3 separate regions of the Homo sapiens genome follow, and all the other regions are linked to region 1. The links are chromatin loops, found by intact Hi-C in ENCODE. Cell type or tissue: ascending aorta. All regions are shown on one strand. Each heading gives the region's core, and the rest is flanking DNA. Links, peaks and the distances in the headings are about the cores only. Region 1 overlaps CACNB4 (calcium voltage-gated channel auxiliary subunit beta 4). Region 2 overlaps CACNB4 (calcium voltage-gated channel auxiliary subunit beta 4). Region 3 overlaps CACNB4 (calcium voltage-gated channel auxiliary subunit beta 4).

What was found. Hi-C counts contacts between places; a loop is a spot of excess contacts. Peaks named below come from ENCODE experiments on the same cell type or tissue, not always from the same donor. Only the 100,000 strongest peaks of a DNase experiment are listed, where the experiment ranks them.
Region 2: it touches region 1 in a loop (2.4-fold over the local background); 2 of 110 quality-filtered maps call a loop at or near these places.
Region 3: it touches region 1 in a loop (3-fold over the local background); 3 of 110 quality-filtered maps call a loop at or near these places.

What each region holds. Positions count from the first base shown.
Region 1 is chr2:151,943,812-151,949,730 of GRCh38, reverse strand. The region is part of intron 2 of CACNB4 (calcium voltage-gated channel auxiliary subunit beta 4); the gene reads left to right. Among named protein-coding and RNA genes, the nearest start is that of ARL5A, 120 kb to the right of the region's middle. In ascending aorta, for the core only: a CTCF peak has its summit at 2,319; DNase peaks (open chromatin) are centred at 1,740 and 2,380; H3K4me3 peaks cover 1,481 bases; H3K27ac peaks cover 2,510 bases.
Region 2 is chr2:151,879,389-151,885,307 of GRCh38, reverse strand. CACNB4 (calcium voltage-gated channel auxiliary subunit beta 4) reads left to right here. Exons shown (of 14, transcript NM_000726.5): 3 at 1,938-2,057; 4 at 4,386-4,508. Among named protein-coding and RNA genes, the nearest start is that of ARL5A, 54 kb to the right of the region's middle. In ascending aorta, for the core only: no CTCF peak of the experiment used is centred there; no DNase peak of the experiment used is centred there; H3K27ac peaks cover 1,027 bases.
Region 3 is chr2:151,993,581-151,999,499 of GRCh38, reverse strand. All of the region lies in intron 2 of CACNB4 (calcium voltage-gated channel auxiliary subunit beta 4), which reads left to right. Among named protein-coding and RNA genes, the nearest start is that of CACNB4, 100 kb to the left of the region's middle. RefSeq lists an enhancer at 313-392. In ascending aorta, for the core only: no CTCF peak of the experiment used is centred there; no DNase peak of the experiment used is centred there; H3K27ac peaks cover 2,658 bases.

The sequences.
Region 1 (5,919 bases), core at 355-5,354:
TTATTTACCTATATGAAACCCTTCAGTAGTCCTCCATGGCCTTCAGAACCCATTGCAGATGCCTTTCCTTGGCACATCAGGACCTTGACATCATGGCCCTTGCTAGGACCTCAGCCTCGGCTTCTCCCTCTTTCTCACAGCCATCCTTGCATATCAGCCACATCACCTACTTGGTAGGTCCCTGAACGGACCATGCTGTTTTATACCTTCTTGCCTTTGCATATGTGTCTTCTTTTGGCTACGAACTAACTGTTCCATCTCCTTCAAGGCCTGACTCAACATCACATCCTGCCAGAAGCCTCTCATAATTCCCTAGTCTGAACTTTTGGTACTTTCCTCTGCACTTTAACTCCTTGTTTGCTTCTCTGTATCTTTTACTAGGCTCCGTAAGGGCAGGGATGCTTACTCTGTTTAGTCCATCATGTGTCTGAAATACCTGCAGCCTTGCTTGGCAAAAAGAAACTCACAAAGTAGTTGTTGACTGAACTGAGTGTCAGTCCTCTTAGGTCAGGATGGCACTTTTTTTTTTTTGTTACCTATTTATTTTGATACCTATTTGAAAGCAATAGGTATCATACGTGTTAATTGAATTAAAGTATGGAAGGAAAGAGGAAGGGACAAAGAAGGAGGAAGTCAGGGAGAAAAGGTAGGAAGAGAAGAAGAGGAAAGAAGAAAGCAGGTCAGGCAAAGAAAAAGACCAAAAACCAAAAAAGAGAGCAAGCAGAAAGAGGTAGGGGAATGAATGAAACTGGGAAAGACAGGAAGTAGATACCAATGACATCTACCTTTAAACAAATGTACTATCATTCCATTTATTCTCTAGATCTCATAATTATTACATTAAACTGTGTGCTTGCAGAGTAGAAGGGTGGAGGAGAGAAGCTGGAGAAGTGGAGGGCTTAAATCCCAGGAATGAATGCCTCCCAGTCCCACCTTATTCCACTTACACTCTGTACTGTGGCCAGGGGCAGGGGAACTAGTAGTTTCAAAATACCCAAGGGTACAGGGCACTTGGCAGGAACTGCTGCTTCCATTACATCTGTCATTTTAGACTTTTTTTCTTTTTTTTTTTGACAGGATCTCACTCTGTTGCCCAGGCTGGAGTGCAGTGGCACGATCTTGGCTCACTGCAGCCTGGACTTGCTAGGCTCAGATGATTCTCCCACCTCAGCTTCCTGAGTAGCTGGGACTACAGGCATGCATCACTATGCCTGGCTAATTTTTATATTTTTTATAGAGACAGGAGTCTCCCTGTGTTGCCCAGGCTGGTCTCAAACTCCTGGGCTCAACCAATCCACCCTCCTTGGCCTCCAAAGTGTTGGGATTACAGGCATGAACCACTGCACCTGGTCTGGACTGTTTTTAGGACCTTCAGGTCAGAGCACAGAAAGGGACATTCAAGACTGTAGTGGGAGTGGCTGTCTTCTGCCTTTTGCTTACCTGTTCCAGGTTATATAATTTGCACCTTTGCTAGTGATGCCACTCACTGCCTTTTGATTGCAGCTAAACTGCAAGGCTCATTTAGGAAATGCTGGCTTTGGGGTAGGAGAGCTTTTTAAATGTAGATCTCTAAGAAAAAAATGACACCCGGTTTGTTCCTAGTTTCTCATGAGAGATTTTAAGGCAACCAATCCAAATGCAATAAATACACCAATGACACTATCATCCATACCCACATTGCCTTATGCATGCCAAAAACTGAAAGCCCAAGAAAGCCGCCAAGTGAGTCATTGGCTTCTTGAAGGCCTGAGCTCCTCAGTGGAGCACCAGAATGCCCTCGCCTACCTCCGGCAGCCTCGGCCAAGACTCCTCAGTATGCCATTTCTGCACTCTGGTTTGCTTTCTCTTCCCTTTTTAAGCTACTGCTGCTTGTTTTTTATAAACCAGGGACTTATTAGCCAACAAATAGACATTCTCATAATAGTGAGTGAAATCTGATCTTATCTCTCTTTCTGCTGGGCTCCGGGGCAGGTGCCTGCAGGAAGTGCTGGGTGGTCTCAGAAGAGGCAAGTGGAACTGGCAGTGTCCATTCCCAAATAGAAGCCTTGCTGCCAGACCCGGACGACCTCGCAGCTTTTTGCAAATGAAAGAACCTTCTCCCTACCAAGGGAGCCGTGCAGTAAACGTTTCTGGCAGCGCTTTTGAAAAGTGCATAGACATTCTCAGGCCACTTGGGACCTGTTTCTGAAGTTACTTATTCTATGTGTGATGCGGAATTCTTATAGCAGCGACTCTTAAAGTGTGGTCCACAGGCCACTCTGCAATAGAATCCCGTCCCCCACTCCCCCTGCCTAGGGAAACTGGTTAGGAATGCAGTTTCTAGAACTCCACTCAGAATCCGCTAGGGGCAGCAGGGAGCAGTATATTTAATAAGTACCCCACGTGATTCTTCTTTGCCCCCTAAGTTCCAGAACCACTGTTTTGCAGGTTTACAGAACAGCAGATCTTGAAAGGCAAGCAAGCCCTGGACATCTTCTCTTTCCATCTTCTGTTGCCTGCATAGCCCCATCCCTGTTGTTTCACCTGGGTGACCCTGTGTTACAGGATGACGCTACCAGCCATGAAGTGCCTTCTGCAGGCTGTGGAGGGCTCTCCTTCTGGGGATCCGGTTTAATCCATTCTTTTCATGGGGTTGCTTTTTCTGAGGACTGCTCTTTTTTTTCACATTGACCATACACAGAATGTTTTTCATCTGGTGTCTCTCCTTGGGGAATTGGACTGAAATCAAATTTCAGGCTGTGAGCACATGTCACACCAGGATTTATGGCACAGGACACCAGAATTTACTCAGATTTTGTTTTCTAAAGGACTCAGAATCACCGTCCTTCAGAGTCATAATATTCCTTCCATAAGGATCTATTGAAGAGATTGATGAAATTGTATTGATGAAATTTCATCACTGAAATTTGTATGAAATTTGATGAAATTATAAGAGAGAAACAGCTTATATCCCTGGGACGGTGTTTTCTTTTTTCTTTCTCTCCTCCCCATGGGACATGCTGGCCCTGCTTTCCACCCCATTGTACCAGGTGCCTTGTGCCCTGCTGGAGCCCTGGGGTGCTCAGGACACACCCTGAAGCTCTGATCTTTCTCTGCTGGTTGTCCATCAGAATGTATCTGTCATGTGGCTCACGTTCTCAGAATTTTGCTAAATTGATGATCTCATTATATATTGTTAAGGAATGCTAATGGTTTAAAGTGCATCCAACAGCCTTCTGATAACATTTGCATCTCAGTAACAACCTTTAGTGGAGTGAGTAATGTAGGATTTTGAGGCCCCTTAGGGTGACTAGCCATCAGGGTTTGCCTGGGACTGTCCTGTGTCCTGGGAAACACTGAAGTCCCAGGCAAACCAGGAAGGTTGGTCACTGAAGCCTCATTGGGAGCCTTTTTTTTTTTTTGCGACAGAGTTTTACTCTTGTTGCCCGGGCTGGAGTGCAATGGCGCAATCTTGGCTCACTGCAACCTCCACCTCCCGGGTTCAAGTGATTCTCCTGCCTCAGCCTTCTGAGTGGCTGGGATTACAGCCACCCACCACCATGCCTGGCTAATTTTTGTATTTTTAGTAGAGACAGGGTTTCGCCATGTTGGCCAGGCTGGTCTTGAACTCCTGACCTCATGTGATCTACCAGCCTTCGCCTCCCAAAGTGCTAGGATTACAGCCGTGAGCCACCGCACCTGGCCTTGGGAGGCATTTTATTATAATAATAATAATAACAACAACAATAGTAGCAGCAGCAGTAGTAATAATAATAGCTAACATTTATGTAGTGCTTTGTGCCAGTGCTGTTCTAACTTCTTTGTATATACACACACGCGCACACACACATGTAATTCTTTTTTTTTTTTTTTTTTAAAGACAGGGTCATCTTGCTCCATCACACAGGCTGAAGTGCAATAATCTTAGCTCACTGCAGCCTTGAACTCCTGGGCTCAGCTCCCGCCTCCTAAGTAGCTATGACTACAGGCGCGTACTATTGCTACTTTACATATATTAACTCATTTGTTCCTCTCAACAACCCTACGGGCTATGTACTAACATTATCGCCATTTTAAATTTAAATTTAAATTTATTTATTTGAAACAGGGTTTCACTCTGTCACCTAGGCTGGAGTGTGGTGGTGCAATCACAGCTCACTGGAGCCTCTACTTCCAGGGACCAGGTGATCCTCCCACCTCAGCCTCCTGAGTAGCTATGACTATGGCACACACCACCACACCCAGCTAATCTTTATAATTTTTGTAGAGACAAGGTTTCACCACCTTGAACTCCCGGGCTCAAGCAGTCCCCACCTCAGCCTCTCAAAGTGCTGGGATTACAGGCATGAGCCATCATGCCCGGCCTATCCCCATTGTTAAGATGAGGAAACAGAAATAGAGACACCCCTGGGCAAGTGCAGGCAGGAGAGGAGGATTTCTGGAATTTCTAAAGTTGGCAGGAGTCTGCCTGTTCTACCTGTGTGTAAGGCTGCTGTGCAAGAGGTAGTCCTGGGATAAAACTATCTTCAAAACCTGAGTATTTTCCACTATCCCAGATAGCTTTCCTTTTGATGAACTTTTTGTTTGTTTGGAAATCATTTTAACAAACAAATACATTGAGACACCGAGTGTCTCAGTCACTTATTGGGACTAAGTTCAATATTTACTGGAAGTTCTACTGAGAACAGAGAAACCCAGAGTGCAAGCGAAGCTTACACCCCTACCCCATCTCCTGTGAATAGCTAATGAGGAAATCCTGACATTTTATGTTATGTTAATGTATTATGCCATTTTCTTCCTATTCTTATTAATATTGGCCCAATCTAGACCCTATTGTCTCACAACTGGATTACTGCTACAGCCTCATTTTTGACTTCCTGGGTTCTAGTCCTCCTCCTCCTCTTCTTTCCAAGAAGACAGTTTCTGCTAGAACTGTCTTCAGTTGTAACTTTTTGTTGTTGAAACAGAGTCTTGCTCTGTCACCCAGCCTGGAGTGCTGTGGCAGGATCTTGGCTCACTGCAACCTCCGTGTGCCGGGTTCAAGCAATTCTTCTGCCTCACCCTCCTGAGTATCTGGGATTACAGGCGTGTGCCATGACACCTGGCTAATTTTTATATTTTAAGTTGAGATGGAGTTTCTCCATGTTGGCCAGGCTGGTCTCGAACTCCTGACCTCAGGTGATCTGCCTGCCTTGGCCTCCTCAAGTGCTGGGATTATAGGTGTAAGCCACCACACCCGGCCTTCAGTTGTAACTTTTATCATGTCTCTCTCCTGTTTAATACCTATACTCTCTTTTTCTTCCAGATCAGACCCAAATAACTCAAGACTAATTTTTTCTGTCTACTGTATTCTCCTGTATTTCTCATCATAGGAGCTCAGCACTGTAAAGGACTTTAGAAAGTACAATCCCAGGCCGGACGTGGTGGCTTATGCCTGTAATCCCAGCGCTTTGGGAGGCTGAGGTGGGAGGATCACTTGAGGCCAGGAATTTGAGACAAGCCTGGGCAACAAAGCGAAACTCCATCTCTACAAAAAAAGTTAAAAACAAAATTAGCCAGGTGTGGTGGCGTGTGCTTGTTGTGTCATCTCAGCTACTTAGGAGACTGAGGCAGGAGGATAACATGAGTCCAGGTGTTCGAAGCTATAGTGAGCTGTGGTCACTCCATTGCACTCCAGCCTGGGCAACAGAACAAGACCCTTTCTCTAAAAAAAAAAAAAAAAAAGAAAGAAAGTATAATCCTGTATCCGATAATCAGTGTTCCACACAAACCATCATTCAGGGGCAATTTTTAACACCTCCAATGACAGGCAACTTATGGAAACACATTTCATTTACACATTTTGTCAGAAAGTTCTTTCTTGAATGTAGGTAAAATTGGAGTCTCTAATAATTGTTCATCAGCCTTTGTTCTGTCCTTTTTTCATCTGCCAGCCTCTGA
Region 2 (5,919 bases), core at 378-5,377, 64 kb after region 1:
AATATTACTGCTCATTATATCTTGTTCCATTTAATCCTGTGAAGTAGGCACTGTCCCTCTTTAATAGACAAGAAGACTGTCTCAGAGTGGTCCAGTAACTTCTATAAAGTTTTCTGCAGTATGTTGCAGAGGCAAAATTTAGAACCAGGACTTGACTGGGCACTCTGATAAAACCGCTAACCAGGAGTTCTTGTTCTAGGCTGCCAGGAAAATCTATGCTACCCTTGCTAGAATGATGGCCTCTACTGAGAGACAAAGTTGCCCTTAAAGGCAACAAATTCACAAGTCAACATTTCTACATGTAGAAAAACTTTCAAAGGACCAGATTCAGCAGTCAACTATTTCTTAAAGCTTTTTCCCCCACTCAGTGGACAGCAGATTCTCAGCTATATGGATAGGTCTATGTTTTTCAAAACCTGTGCATGATTTATGAAACATAATCAAATACACCAGTCCTCCCAATACCTCTGCTGTGTAAATGTTACCATCTATGCAAATATCAACTTTTAATGCCAGCTTAAGGAAACTGTAAGGATGATGTTCCTGTAGCAGCCATAAGACAAACCTCCAGGGTTTTTTGCGGTGGGGGAGGCAAGGAAGGGGTTGACTTTTTAACTTCGCCACATCAGTCAGACTGGATTTCAGAACTTTTTTTTTTTTTTTTTTTTTTTTTGAGACGGAGTCTCGCTGTGTCGCCCAGGCTGGAGTGCAGTGGTGCAATCTCAGCTCACTGCAAGCTCCGCCTCCGGGGTTCACGCCATTCTCCTGCCTCAGCCTCCTGAGTAGCTGGGGACTACAGGCGCCCGCCACCACGCCTGGCTAATTTTTTTTTTTTTTTTTGTATTTTTAGTAGAGACGGGATTTCACCATGTTAGCCAGGCTGGTGTCGAACTCCTGACCTCGTGATCCTCCCACCTCGGCCTCCCAAAGTGCTGAGATTACAGGCGTGAGCCACTGCGCCTGGCCTTTTTTAATTTTTTTATTTTTATTTTATTTTATTTTTTTTTTGAGATGGAGTCTTGCTGTGTCATCCAGGCTGGAGTGCAATGGTGCCATCTCGGCTCACTGCAACCTCTGCCTCCCGGGTTCAAACGATTCTCCTGCCTCAGCCTCCCGAGTAGCTGGGATTACAGGCGCCCCCCACCATGCCCGGCTAATTTTTGTATTTTTAGTAGAGATGGGGTTTCACCATGTCAGCCAGGCTGGTCTCAAACTCCTGACCTGGTGATCCACCCACCTTGGCCTCCCAAAGTGCTGGGATTACAGGCGTGAGCCACCGTGCCCAGCCTTCAGTGCTGTTTAAATAGCTCTTCTAGTGTGGGCTTCAACTGAGAACATCCCTGTTTTCATCCTCAAGGTTGTTTTTCTGCTCAGTGTTCTTGTTGACCACGTCTGGGCTGCTGCAGGACAATGATTGAAGTTTTAGTAGTGAAAGAGTTCAATAGTGTTGACATTGAAACTGGAAAATCATTTTACTAATGTAAGATGATGCTTTACTATATTGAAATCTTAGACAAATAGATGACCCATAGCCCAAATACAGGTAGGATTTATCTTTTGTAATAAGCTGAGTCTCTTTTTCCTTTAGATGTATATGCAAAAGAGAAGATGGATGAAAACTAACGTTTCACAAGTGATATGGGCTTAATATAGCACAAAACAAGAAGAATTGGTGCTGAGTATCACATAATTTTCATTGCAGTTTACTTCCTAGCACTTAATCTAGTCAAAATATTTTTCTTCACAACATTGCTACTTTCCGAATAACTCAGATGCTTAACTATATTCTGCCATCTAAATTTATATCTGCAATAAGGCATGGAGTGTGTGCATCAAATTTTAGGCAAATGAAAAAGAACTCGCCCCAGGATACTGTTATGGATGTGACAATTTAAGAAGCTACACATCATCTGAAACTATTCTATTTTCTTTGCCAGGGTTCAGCGGATTCCTACACAAGCAGGCCGTCTGACTCCGATGTCTCTTTGGAAGAGGACCGGGAAGCAATTCGACAGGAGAGAGAACAGCAAGCAGCTATCCAGCTTGAGAGAGCAAAGGTGAGTCTCTTTCCTTCTCTTTGGCTCAAAAGTGGGTCGTTGCTCAGTGGCTACCAGCTGCTCTTCCCTTACCTCACATTTCTGGAATAATCATTTTGTGATTATTCTAACAAGGCTCCAGATTGGGAAGCTCTCTGATCCTTTCACCTCTAAGTGAGGTTAGTAACATCTCCAAAGAGGCATTTCCTCAGAACCTTCACCTTTTTGTATTTGGTTTGGTGGTGAATTATTGGTCGTCTTCCAACTTAGCAATATCAAACCTCCCATGCCCAGTGTTGGCAGACAGCCCCCCAGGCACCAGCTGGCCCTGCCTATTCCTGGCCCCTCCTCATCCATTACTTCAGCCTTTATTACAGGCCACACGTGTGCTGTTGTTCTGTGGATCGCCCTGTTTGTTTCTCTACTCTTCTCTCTCGCTTTCAGTATCCCACCTCAAGTTCAGTGTGAAGTTCAGGACTTTGAACAACTCTGAGAAGTGCAGCAAAGACAAGCAATAAAGGCCATTGCCAAAATAGACCTTCAGATATTCCACAAGAAGAGGCCTCCATAGAAATCGCTGCATCCACAGGAAGCAGCAAGGAGCCAACTGCATGGTTGAAAGTTAGAACCAGAAGAGTCACTAGGGATCTCCCATTCCATGTGCTTCCAACTTTGTTTTGTTTGTTTGTTTGCTTTTTGATTTTTTGAAGCACGACCCTTTTTGTCCAATGAAATTTTATGCACAATAGCAAAATACAAGACAAGGTCATGGCCGGCCTGTCCTCTTTGCCCTACGTGACAGACTCCTAAGGTATATTGGTTCAGTCTTCTGATTTTTAGAAGAAGAAAAAACAGAAGCCCAAATAAAGTGAATTCCTTCCCTTTTCTATTTTTATTGTAAAATATTTAGAGGTGAGAGGCTGTGCATGGTGGCTCACATCTGTAATTCCAGCTACTTGGGAAGCTAAGGTAGGAGGATCACCTAGGCCCAGGAAATAAAGGCTGCAGTGAACTGAGATCACACCAGTGCACTCCAGCCTGGGCAACAGAGCAAAACCCTACCAAAAAAAAAAAAAAAAAAAAAAAAAAAGAGGGGCCGGTGCAGTGGCTTACGCCTGTAATCCCAGCACTTTGGGAGGCCGAGGCGGGCAGATCATGAGGTCAGGAGTTAGAGACCAGCCTGGCCAACATGGTGAAACCCCACCTCTACTAAATATACAAAAAATAGCTGGGCGTGGTGGTGTGCACCTGTAATCCCAGCTACTCGGGAGGCAGAGGCAAGAGAATCACTTGAACCCAGGAGGCAGAGGTTGCAGTCAGCCGAGATCACACCATTGCATTCCAGCCTGGGCAACAGGGTGAGACTCCGTCTCAAAAAAAAAAAAAAAAAAAGATGGGAGGAGAATGATGCAGTCAAATTAGGTGTCTTCATTTGCCTCAACACCTATGATGTCTGTACTCTGTTGGTGGAAGGGGCTTTTCTTGCAGTACATGTGAAGGGACATCAGTGAGGTTTCAGCCTTAACTGCTGTTCCCCAGTCAGATTCCCAGCACAAATACATAAGCTGGTAACAAAGCAGCTCAGAATATCAGGAATCTTGTGTCTCACTGTGGCTAATTTTTGTTACAAAATTTTCTTTCAGAATCTGTTTTGTGACCAGTGTGGTCACCCGAATTTGGGTGGCAGCACCGTTTGCTTAGGCTGGTGGTTTACGTGTCCCCACAGTGCTGTGCCAGCCTGAGAGCACTTTGCTGAGAGGCATTTGTGTAAAAAGAGTTTCAAAACCAGCTTCGTTAGCTAGAGAGAAGGTGATCTGTGAAGAGCCCTGCCCATCAGCTTTGACGCTGACTAACCCTTCTTTTCCCCGGCAGGACCAGATATTCTGTTGTATAGAATCCCACACGTTTTCAGATCTGGACTATTTAAAAAATACTATTTTATCCTCTTCCCACCTTTTTTTTTTTCTTTTTAAAAAGACCTTGCACACATTTCCTGTATTCCAAGTTAAGAAGCTATTGGTTATCATTTAAAATAAACACAGATTTTAAGATTAGAGAAGAGACTGTCCTCCCCTGCCTTTGTCTATCCCTCTTAATACTTTAGAGCACATTTTAAAATTTGGAATATTGGAAAGTATTGCAGGAAAGGAAAAATGGTTGGGCTGATAGGACCAATCATTTTCAGAGTCATCTCTGCAGGTTTCTTGATATTGCTTGAGAATGTAAAACTCATTTGAGATCCCTCTTTGGAAAGTTATTTCTCACTACCTGGTACTATCAGAGTTTCAATATGAAAAATGCTCCTCTCTCCTCCCTTCCTCATTCCTTATTCCATGGTTCTGTCCCTAGTCCAAACCTGTAGCATTTGCCGTGAAGACAAATGTGAGCTACTGCGGCGCCCTGGACGAGGATGTGCCTGTTCCAAGCACAGCTATCTCCTTTGATGCTAAAGACTTTCTACATATTAAAGAGGTAAATGTAGAACATACTGCATCCCTTCACCTGCCAAAAAGCTGAAGCCAGGAATCAGCTCTGAGCCAAACTAGCCAGAGAGGAGACCCAAGGAGCTGCCAGTGCAGTACATGATTTAATTTGCTGAGCCTCCCAAATCTAGTCATTCTCATTAAGATTGAGAAGTCTGAGATCATTGCTTGCATTATCACACACTGACAACATTAAATCACAGTCAACCTTAAAATTATAGCATAGATTTCTGACAGACCTCTATGGTCCTCTGGGCACCTTTAAATCCCCTTCTGTGACTGCAGAGCCATAAATATATGGATCCAACTTTGGAAAATGTAAGTTTGGTGTCATGGCACCTACCCAGAAGGGACTGTTTACAGGGGATGTTGTAATTATAGACATGTAGACTATAGTGCTGTGCACCTTGACTATGGAACCAACACTAGAGTGTATAATCATTCAAAGAAAGATTTACAGCTAAGAAAAGGGCAGAGGGCTCTGGGAAACAGAAAGGCAAAAGGGTAAAGTGTTTGAGTAGCCAAGAAGGGTGGGATCCAAGACCCCTAGTGGAGGGACAGACCTTTGATAGAAAGAAGAATGCTAATTCATTGTGACATGCAGGGAAAAGATGAGTGCAGGCACAGACACTTCAGGGCCTTGGGAATAGGAAACTGAGGACCCATCAACTTCAACCATGGCCTCTACTTTCTTGATGGTATATGAGGTGAGGATGTCTACATTTGTCTAGAAGACAAGAACTCTTGACCTGAAACATGTGCCCTGGCATCTGAATGGTTAAGTTGATTATGTCTCACCATTTCCATCAAAAATGCCCAAGCCATATTCATTAGTTGCTAATACCCACTGTGTCCAAGGAGAAGCACCACTTGAAAAGGTAAGAGATGTTCTTACATGTGACATGCACACTCACTCACACCAACATTCCAACCTTGTATTTGATTGCTTTCCTGCATTGTATCAAGGTCTCAATTTGTCCTGGCTGCTGTTTGAGCTATGTGCTTGTTGATCAGTGATTTTCTCTTCAGTCTGGCAGTTTGATGTGACATTGAGCTGGTAATCTTATGTGGACCAGAGCCTCTTGTTTTCATGTCTTGAAATTATCAGATAAGAAAACATCTTTGATATAGAAAGTGCTAATCATTTTAGGGAAATCCAAATAGAGAAGGGTTGGAACAACACCGAGGTGACCTCTGTAGAGAGCTGGCACAAGTTCCCAGAACATCAACACAAATGAATACATTTCTATAATCAAGTTATAGCCTTCCCTCTCATCCATCACTTAGAAGGCCATCTATTATGCACCATGTTAAGTAGTTTCTCAATAATAAAAAAAAAAAAGCTTAAATGCAGAGAAAAGCTACAACTATGCTTGTCACATAAGCCAAATGATGATCAA
Region 3 (5,919 bases), core at 444-5,443, 50 kb before region 1:
TGCATTTTAAAAATAGGTGCTCCTTTGTCAAGATGCTGGAATGACATAAGTATTTATTTCCTTTTCATCCCAGAATCTCACTGAAATGATTCCCCCAAAGGGTATAAGAAGAAAAAAAAAAAACCATAACAGGGCGGGCAGACAGAATAAGGTACCATCAACTGGAAAGAAATTCTGAGGATTGTCCCGAAGGTACCAGCAGATGGGACTGGGGACTGGATTTTAAAAGATAGAGCAAAAAACCCAGAGGGGGCGGACATGAACTGTCCAAGGGGAGCACCGTTCTGGGCTGGAGCTGGGAAGAAGCACCACCTGCGCCATCTAGTGGAGGTCATGAGTAGGCCATGGAGTGAGTGATTGATTGTCTGGATAATTAATTAAAAGACACCCTGTTCCTACTGATTCCTTATGCCAAGCAGCTGACAGCCGCATTTGTTCTCAGGCTAAAGCTGCAAGAACTGTTCTCCAAATAAAATTCAGGCTCAGCCCCGGGGTGTGAGTCCCTACATTGGCACCAAGGTGACAGAGAAGCAGAAGGTACTTTTGCATCTTCGTGAGGGTGAAGCTCACCAAGCTCCAGGGGAAAGCTTTTCACACTTTGGTGGAGAGGTGGGTCACCCTCTTGCTCACTGCTCAGACATCCATTGGGAGACCTGGCTGCCCACCGATGTCCCTATTCTCATAGACTAGGGTAGACAGCCCTCGAACGCAGGGGAGAGGCTCACTGTGAAAATAGATTTTCTGGGGGGTGTGCTGAATACAGCATTCCAATGATGCAGATGTGGGATGACCAGCCTATTATTGGCTGTATGCATTGCTGGTCCTGCTAGATGGACTTAGTGCCCCCGTGGAGGGGAGACAGAATACTGAGAGGAAGGATAATAAGCACCGTGGATTTCTGTACAGGCCTTATCATTTCCACATCTTTCATCTGAGCCTCATAACAATCTTGTGAGGCAAATGGCACTTATGGTTTCATTTTACCAATAAGACAGCTGAGGTTCTGAGAAGTTAAGGAAGTTCAGGGACTTGATCAAGTTCATTCAGGTAACATGTAGCAGAGTAAGGAACCAAAACTGGGTTTTGCTACCTCAGATGATATTCTCTTTCTACTTATCGCATATTTTCCAGTTTACATAATTTACTTAATTTCAACTTTTTTTTTTTTTTTTTTTTTTTTTTTTGGAGATGGAGTTGCCCAGGCTGGATTGCAGTGGCACCATCTCCACTCACCACAACCTACGCCTCCTGAGTTCAAGCGATTCTCTTGTCTGAGCCTCCTGAGTAGCTGGGACTACAGGTGTGCAACACCATGCCCAGCTAATTTTTTTGTATTTTTAGTAGAGACAGGGGTTCACCATGTTGGCCAGGCTGGTCTTGAACTCCTGACCTCAGGCGATCCCCCCACCTTGGCCTCCCAAAGTGCTGGGATTACAGACATGAGCCACCATGCCCAGCCTATTTCAACTTTTTGATAAACATTCATTTCTGGAAGGTAGAGTAGACTTCGGGATCTGTAGATAAATTTGTGCCAGTGTAATAGAGTAATGAGGCTGAAAAACATTGAGAAATATTCTGAAATGATGGCTCCCACGAAAGTGAAAAAGATAGTATCATGTATTAAAAAGGGATTAATTTAGGAATTTGACTGTGGTTGGGTTTAGGACATACTTGTTTCCTGAGGTTGCTGCAACAAAGTACTACAAAGCCGGTGGTGTAAAATAGCACACATTTATTTTCTCACAGTTGTAGGGGTCAGAAGTTGGAAATCAAGGTGTCAGCAGGGTTGCCTTCCTTGGAAGGCTCTGGGGGAGAATTTCGTTCCTTGACCTTCCAGCGTCTGGTGGCCGTTAGCATTCCGTGACTTCTTGGCTCATGGTTACATCACTCCAATCTCAGCATTCATCTTCATGTCACCTTGTCCTCTGTGTCTTCTCCCCTTTGTCCCCTTCGTCTCTTTTTTTTTGAGACAGAGTCTCACTCTGTCTCCCAGGCTGGAGTGCAGTGGCGCGATCTCAGCTCACTGCAAGCTCTGCCTCCTGGGTTCACGCCATTCTCCTGCCTCAGCCTCCTGAGCAGCTGGGACTAGAGGCGCCCGCCACCACGCCTGCCTAATTTTTTGTATTTTTAGTAGAGACGGGGTTTCACCGTGTTGGCCAGGATGGTCTCGATCTCCTGACCTCGTGATCCGCCTGCCTCAGCCTCCCAAAGTGCTGGGATTACAGGCGTGAGCCACTGCGCCTGGCCCCCTTTGTCTCTTATAAGGACACTTGCCATTGGATTTAGGACCCATTCAAGTAATCCAGGATGATCTCATTGCAACATCCTTAACTTAAATTTGCAAAGACCCTTTTTCCAAATGAGGTCACATTTAGAGGTTCCAGGGATTTGAATGCAGATGTATCTTTTGGTGTGGGGTCATCACTCAGCTCACTACAGGGTGTATTTATTTACTTAACATTTTCATAGTGAAATGAAAAAACCCCTTGGCCCTTATACCCTGTGATGTATATTTATACAACCATTGGAACACCTCATCCCTAGGGACTAGGTTTGTGTTATTTTTTTTCTTAAACACCAACAGGTAACAGCTGCCAGTTTGAAAGCAGGAGCTTCTCTTGAGCCTTTCCTGTGTCTGTCTGTGATGACATTTCTGTGACTCCATCTCTGCCTCCTTTTCTTTAGTTTCCTGGGCAAGACACTAGGATTTTAGAAACTGGTATTCAAAAGGGAGGAAATCAAGTGACAGAAAATAAGAAAAATATTCTGAGGTTTCTGCCTTCTTTAATCATGGAAAGGAATGGCAGGTTTACTCAGCCCAGATTGGAAAGAAAGGTAAAAACCTTGGGACAGGAGGGGATATTGGGCTATTTATTTTTGAGTCACTCACATTCTTCAGTTTGAAAATGGAAAAAACTGAAAGCCAGAAGGATTATGTAAGGTCACTTGGCAAGTTGTGGGCTGACATAGCATTAAGACTAAGAGCTTCTGAGTTCTCTATTCTTTTTTTTTTTTTTTTTTAAGAGACAGGGTCTTGCTCTGTTGCCCAGGCTGGAGTGCAGCAGCGTGATCACAGCTCACTGCAGCCCCGATGAGTTCTCTGTTCTGAGCTTCTGAATCACAGTGACTCTTGAGGGGGTCTCACTCTATTAATCTTTGGTTGTCTAAGCAGTATATGAGGGTCTTGACACTCACAGCCAAATGAGCACACAGGAGAGGTTAAGCCTTGACTTTGCTGTGTTTGATCTTCATTCAATAAATGAGTAAAAGAAATGAATGCTGTGGTTGTATTCAACTTGTTTCCAAGCTAGCCAGTAGTGAGAAGCCTGTAAGCAAATGGATTTTTAAAATTTCATACTAGTATCTATTACGGGCAATACCGTTCTTGAATCCAAGTGAATTGTCTGAAGGATTACCATGTCTGGTGCTGGTGTTTGTAGACTTATATAGGAAAAATAACAACAAACAGAAGCCAGCCTTTCTTCTTCATAAGGACTTGCTCCGACCATTCATCTAAAAGTAGATTTTCTCTTTGCAGACTTTGAACTGCTTTGAACTTGTTTGCAAGGTCAGCCCTCCACTAGTTCAGGAGAATGAAAGCTATTTGGAGAGCTGGAGTAAATATTGAAGTAAACCAGCCCAAAGAGCAGTTTGCCTTGTCTCAGGAGAAGTTGATAGCTTTACCAGGTACTGGTAGGTAGTTTCCCAACATAGGGCCCAACTGCCAGGCAATGTTGGTAGGCTCTGCAGACTTCTAAATGACAGACTTTATTTTATTTTATTTTATTTTTGAGACGGAGTCTCGCTTTGTCACCCAGGCTGGGGTGCAGTGGCGTGATCTTGGCTCACTGCAAGCTCCACCTTCTGGGTTCACGCCACTCTCCTGCCTCAGCCTCCCGAGTAGCTGGGACTACAGGTGCCCGCCACCATGCCAGGCTAATTGTTTTTGCATTTTTAGTAGAGACGGGGTTTCACTGTGTTAGCCAGGATGGTACAGACTTTAATAAAGCATGTCTGTTAAGTGATATTATGCTTTGAATCATTTTGTGTATGAACTTACTTCCTTATTTTTTTGGCTAATGCCTATTAAATCTAATGTATTCTGCTTCTTTTTGTGCTAAGCACATGACTGAAAGGCTGTGAGCCATAAATCTTACACTCAAAAAATTCACATGATGTTTTCTCATTTTACCTTGTAATGACTTTGGCCTTGTGGTTTATTGTTATGGCCTGGGAGTGTTTTTGAGGTACATTTTTATTTTTGTCATATAAAGTACCCAAAACACTCCTGGTGTGTGTCTAAGGGATAGCCTTGGGCGGGGGGAGGGGGCAGTTACTTTGGCATTTATGCTTGCAACCTTTTTGGCACTTATATTTGCCAACTGAGTAGGCCAGTAATAATTTGGAATATGTCTTGTTGAGCATATACTTCTGAGAGATGTAAAAACCAAAGTTTCTGCAAATTTATTTAATTCCTTGTTTGATCAGCATCAAACTGGACCTCAAGTTTAAATTTAATTTCTATTTTCACTTGGGAACAAAAATTATTGCAAGAATTGACAAGGCAGCTAGATATGGTGGCTCACACTTGTGATCTCAGTACTTTGGGAGGCTGAGGCAGAAGGATCACTTGAGGCCAGGAGTTCAAGACCAGCATGGGCAAGACTCTGTCTCTAAAGAAAAAAAGAAAGAAAGAAAAGAAAAATGCATTTGCAAGGCTAATAGAAATCAGGAGGCTAAAAGGAAAACCTGGCCTAAATGATGTATCTCCTAGATGTAGGTGGGGCAGGCAGTCATATTTGCTTAAGGAGCCTATGAGGCAGCCTGTAGAAAAGGGACAGGCGCCTCTAATCCCAGCTCCTTGGGAAGCTGAGGCACGAGAATTGCTTGAACCCAGGAGGTGGAGGTTGCAGTGAGCCAAGATTGTACCACTGCACTCCAGCCTGGGCGACAGAGTGAGACTGTGCCTCAAAAAAAAAAGGGGGGACCCTTTTGGCTGGGAATGGTGGCTCACGCCTGTAATCTCAGCACTTTGGGAGGCCAAGGTGGGCAGATCACTTGAGGCCAGGAGTTTGAGACCAGCCCGGCAACATGCTGAAACCCCGTCTCTACTAAAAATACAAAATGAGCTGGGTGTGGTGGCACACGCCTTTAATCCCAGCTACTTGGGAGGCTGAGGCAGAAGAATCGCTTTGTAAAGCATGATCATGCCACTGCACTCCAGCCTGGGCGACAGAGTGAGACAGTGTCTGAAAAAAAAAGAAAAGGGACCCTTTTTTTCTGGATTCCAGACAGGAAAATTTAATCCTCGGTGGTGTTTTTTTTTAAGAAACAGAGTCTTTCTCTCTTACTTAGGCTGGAGTGTAGTGATTCCAGCATAGCTCACTGCAGCCTCAAACTCCTGGGCTAAAGCAATTCTCCTACCTCAGCCTCCCAAGTAGCTGAGACTACAGGCACACACCACCATACTCAGCTAATTTTTAAATTTTTTGTAGAGATAGGGTCTTGCCATGTTATCCAGGCTGGTCTCAAACTCCTGGGCTCAAGCAATCCTCCTGCCTTGACCTCCCAAAGTGCTGGGATTACAGGCATGAGCCACTGTGCCTGGCCACTTTTTCAACTTTAAAAGTGGTCCCCGGCTGGGCACAGTGGCTCACGCCTGTAATCCCAGCACTTTGGGAGGCCGAGGTGGGCGGATCACAAGGTCAGGAGTTCGAGACCAGCCTGACCAACATGGTGAAACCCCGTCTCTACTGAAAATACAAAAATTAGCCCGGCGTGGTGGCACACACCTGTACTCCCAGCTACTCGGGAGGCTGAGGCAGGAGAATCGCTTGAACCTGGGAGGCAGAGGTTGCAGTGGGCCAAGATTGTGCTACTGCACTCCAGCCTGGGCGATAGAGCAAGACTCCGTCTCAA